Linked DNA regions of Mus musculus: region 2 is linked to region 1. Evidence: chromatin loops called from intact Hi-C (ENCODE). Cell type or tissue: heart. All regions are shown on one strand.

The links. A loop is a pair of places that touch in the nucleus more often than their neighbours do. Peaks named below come from ENCODE experiments on the same cell type or tissue, not always from the same donor. Only the 100,000 strongest peaks of a DNase experiment are listed, where the experiment ranks them.
Region 2: it touches region 1 in a loop (2.6-fold over the local background); 4 of 42 quality-filtered maps call a loop at or near these places.

What each region holds. Positions count from the first base shown.
Region 1 is chr7:97,423,494-97,425,993 of GRCm38, reverse strand. No RefSeq gene overlaps it. Among named protein-coding and RNA genes, the nearest start is that of Gm32945, 6.1 kb to the right of the region's middle. In heart, a CTCF peak has its summit at 968 (motif pointing left); a DNase peak (open chromatin) is centred at 963.
Region 2 is chr7:97,513,709-97,516,208 of GRCm38, reverse strand. All of the region lies in intron 12 of Ints4 (integrator complex subunit 4), which reads right to left. Among named protein-coding and RNA genes, the nearest start is that of Ints4, 34 kb to the right of the region's middle. In heart, no CTCF peak of the experiment used is centred here; a DNase peak (open chromatin) is centred at 1,258; H3K27ac peaks cover 349 bases.

The DNA of each region.
Region 1 (2,500 bases):
CACACACACACACACACACACACACACACACACACACACGTTTATATACACACATGCATACTGTCACCAAATTACAACTTAGCATGCACACTTATACAAAAGATGTTCAAGATTAAGTGAAAATGGAAACTGAGATGAAGACACACGGAATAAATTACGGAAGTGTGTGAGTGAGTGTGTGTGTTTGTGTGTGTGTTTGTGTGTGTGTGTGTGTGTGTGTGTGTGTGTGTGTGCATGAGTGCACAAAGAGGAATCAGATCGCTTTCTTAGCATTGTCAATGGAAGTAGGATTGGCTGAGCAGGCAAGGGAGAAACTCTTGGTCCTTTTATAGTACTAAAAAGAAGAATTGGATTATAAATGATTCTGATTTTTTAAAAATTTATTCATTTAGTGGTGTGTGTGTGTGTGTGTGTGTGTGTGCGCGCGCGCGCGTGCGCGTGTGCGTGTGTTCCTATGAAAAAGATTAAACATGCCAAAACCCACCATCCTTGTCTTTAACAATCTCAGAATCAACTGCGAATTTATATTGGGACAGCATCTCAAAATACTTAGTGTAGAACCACAGTGGAGGGACAACTTCGGGGTGTCAGGAGAGGGGATCCCTGGAAGGGGTGGCATTTCAGCTTTAAATGCCAAAAGGTGGTCACCAGTTGGAGAGGCACAGTTCCCAGAATGAGGCCAGCTTTTCAGATGTCAGCCAGATTCCAGACCCCACAGAATATGGGAAGGTGGTTTCCTTAAAGGTTCTCCTGGTGTTAGGTGAGGGGACAGCTTCTACTCCCTGGTTACATAGGGCAAGCCAGGAGAGCTTTGAAAAATTCTCTCAGGGAGTTCAGTTTTCCCTCTGAGGTCAGGAGATGGATTTTAGCCGTTTTCCTTCCTACTGCCTCTTGTCTTACGGGTGGTGTGTCTTGGAGGCATAGTCTCCGCGGAGCCCCACAGAGCTGTCCGGCAGCGCCCTCTGCTGGCAGAAATCAGAGCGGCCGGCTCTCTCCTTGCAGTGTCCTCCCGGGACACAGGCGTTTGGTCCAGATTAGTTTAAACAGTAGGCCTGGCCATATGTAAGTTTTCATTTACTGAATATTTATATACTCGGAGATAATGTAAAGCTAGAAGAAATCAGAAAAATTATAATAGATCTTTTGTACTATGCCATACTATGCCATGTATATAGCTCATGGTATGGTATATATATATGTGTGTGTGTGTCTGTGTGTGTCTGTGTGTGTCTGTGTGTGTCTGTGTGTGTAGATAGATGATAGATAGATAGATAAAGAGAGAGGGGGAGAGAGAGAATATGTAGTATAGTATTGTGTCTGTGCCTATGTATGTGTGGATACGTACATTATATGGAGGGAAGGAAAAGAGAAAAGGAGAGAGGAAGAAAGGAAGCAGCTGATTCTTCCTTAACATTCTGAATTTAAGATTATTCCCGGCCTGGAGAGATGGCTCAGCGGTTAAGAGCACTGACTGCTCTTCCAGAGGTCTTGAGTTCAAATCCCAGCAACCACATGGTGGCTCAAAACCCATCTGTAATGAGATCTAATGCCCTCTCCTGGTGTGTCTGAAGACAGTATATTCACATATATAAAATCTTTAATAAAAAAAAAAAGATTATCCCCAACTTCTTCTGTATTGCTAATTCCACCAAGTGATTAATCCTTCCGGAAACTTCTCCAAACTGCAAAGCTAAGGTAAGCACTTTTTATCTCCATCTGCCTGTGCCTTTGTGTTCAACCATTTCTACTGAAACAGCACATTTGTTAGTGTGCTGTCTGTCTGTCCTTCCCTGGTGGCCTCTGCCTCTGGGCTTCCAGGGGTCCCAACCATGAGTGGTTTTGGAAAGATGGGAGGATTTTTCTCCTACCAGCTGCCATCAGTGAACAAGCAGATGACTATGAGTCTAAAAACACATCTCATGTGCACACAAGCAGACCTCATACACACACACACACACACATACACACACACACACACACACGTGCACATACACGTTTGTGGGCACATGTCCCTCCACTTAGGCCAGGACTTGACACCGGGGTGAGGTCAGGTTAGTTCACTGCTAGCAGAAAATGAGGTCAGGACGGCCAGTGAGGCCAGAACAAGGTTTTGGACTTTACTCAGCAGGTGGTTCTCTGGACAGACTTTGTGACATCTCCTCATTCTCTGGAGGTGACCTAGGGCTAATGTAAAATGACCCACACAGCCTTCCTCGTCCTGTTCCACCAAAGCCAACTTCTGCCCTCCCTTATTTGCTGGACTTCAACTCAAAGCTTCAATTAAGTAAATATGAAAGGCTGTGAAATCAGAATTCTAAGAGGCAAGAGTACAGCAGGCATAATAATGACCTTAAAGATTCTGTCCTCTAACCCCTGGGACTATGACGGCCTACATGCCAAAGGGGACTTAAGGATGCAGAAGGAAACACAATGGCTAATCAGCAGACACTGACACAGCATCTGGGACTATCCAGATGTGCTCAGTGGAAGCAGGTAAGAA
Region 2 (2,500 bases), 90 kb before region 1:
GAACCATATCAGTAAATCAATAAGTGCAGGGACTAGATCAGAAAGCCTGGTTTGGTATGGAAACTCATAATTACCCACTTTGCACAACACTACAACTTCAAGTAAGTCATCCGATTCCTCAGAACTCGGCTAGTTCACTGCAAATGGCTATCACGAAATTAGAAGAGCTCAAATGCAGATACTCGTTGGTTTTTGTTTGTTTGCTTTATGAAAGTTCACTGTCTTCAGACACCCCAGAAGAGGGCATCGAATCTCATCACAAATGGTTGTGAGCTGCCATGTGGTTGCTGAGAACTGAACTCAGGACCCCTGGAAGAGCAGTCAGTGCTCTTAACCGCTGAGCCATCTCTCCAGGCCCCAGATTACTGGTTGTTTAACAACAGCCAGTTCCTCCATCTTCCTTGCCAAGAAAACTAATTCCTCGGTACCAGGAAAACAGTGAGGCGCTGCTTTGCTATTGGGTCAGCCCACCCAGCATTCACATCACTTCCGGCAGCTGGTTTGCTAGCAGTCAAGTAACTCAGCTCTGGTAAATGGAGCAAGACAAGTCTGCTGGGGAGCTGCTCAGCAATGGCGCTCTGAGCACATAAAAAGAAACGCATGAAGGGAACACCCCTTCCCTGGGGTCTTTAGACGCTCTCTTATGAAGCAACCATCTCGCAGCTCTGAGGAGAAAGCTAGGAGAGGTCAGCATCCAGGACTCTCACTCTGACAAGCTGGTCAATCCTGAACATTTTATCATGTATTGTTATGTAAAAATTAGATGTATTATTTAAGATGATTTGAGACATATTTTTTTTAACTTGTAGTCAAAATAACACAACTGATATCCTACAGGATGTCCTGAAACTATGTAGCCTTGAGCAGGTTGTTTATAAAATAGGATTTAAATGAGAAAAAAAAAAAGCAAAGTACTTAGGAATGTTATTAGTTAGAACTCAGTAATAATTAGCTACTATAGTAAAAGTGAAGGGCTTTTCCGAGCTTTGCAAACCTACACAAGTGAGGCAATTCTGTTTCTTAAGCTCTGGCTTAGAAGTGTAAGTAGCCTGGCTCCACTGAATTACAAAGGGGGCTGAAGAGGAGGTAAAGAGCTTGAAGCCTGTGGACAGAAACCCTGAGCACACATACAAACATCAAACCACAACACTGGACACTTTGTGCCTGCAGTCCTGGCACTTAGCAGACTGAAGTGGGCTGATTCCTGGGAGCCTGTTGGCCACATAGTCCAGATAACAAGCTCTGGATTCTGTAAGAGACCTGGTCTCAAAAAATAAAAGGCTCGAAGAGATGGCTCACTGGTTAAGAACACTGGCTGCTCTCCCAGATCATGCAGGGTTTCATTCCAGCAGCCACATGGTGCCTTACAATCATCTGTGATTCCAGTTCCAAGGGTTTTAAGGCTCTCTTCTGGTCTTCAAGGGCATCAGCCATGCAAGTGGTACACAGGTACACATACAGGCAAAACACCCATACACATAAAACAATTTTTAAAAATTAGGTAAAGTGGAAAGCAACACAGAGGAAGCTACCCAACACTGACACACACACACACACACACACACACCCTCACACCTCCCTTCACACAAGAAGAAATGTAAGTGTTAAAGTCTGCTCTTATTAGCCAGCTAAGGCAGCAGTAACCAGCACTGTAGGTAATAAGAAGCTGAATTTGACACTTTTCACACTCCAGATCAGATAGTGTGCAGCTGATAGGACTTCAGTGACAGGCCAGCAGAAGAGAGAAAGCATAAGGAGCAGGCTTTGTTAAGAGCATCTGTCTTACACCTGGCTTTGACTACCAGCACCCACACTGTGGCTCACAACTATCTCTAATCTAGTTCCAGGGGATCTGACACCATCTTCTGACCTCCTTGGGCACCAAAACCACTCAAGATGCATATACACACATGTAGGCAAATCCTCCTACACATAAGATGAAATAAATCACCAAAAAACCCAAAAAGTTTTCAGCGAACATTTACTTAAAACAAAACAAACAAAAAACAGGAAAGTACTTTTCAAGGCTAGCTTCTGCCTCCCGAATGCTAGGATTAAAGACCAGCATGCCCAGCCTTACCTTCTCTTTCTCAGCCCTTTACCCGCTCTGCCTCCCGGCACACTGTAAAGGCTGCAGTTTGCAGTGGGTTTGGCTGGCTTTATTTTCTCTGCTTATATTCAGAACCCAGGTAGGAAAAGCAATTAAGCAGGTCCTTCTGGAGATCTACACAGCAGAGCCTCTCTAAAACTAGACTTCATTTCTAAATGTTCTGACTTTTTTTTACTATCTTGTCCAACCTTCCTATCTATGTATTCCCTACCTCTCTATCCTCTGCAAGCTGAGAGTGGACTCCATGAGCTAAGCCATTTTTTTTTGTTTTTTTTTTTTAAGATGTATTTTATTTATGAATACACTGCGCCCAGGTTCTAAAGTCAAGGTGAAACTGAGGGCTACACCTAGTCTAGGACGATCCACCAAATAATGTGCGCGCTACAGTTT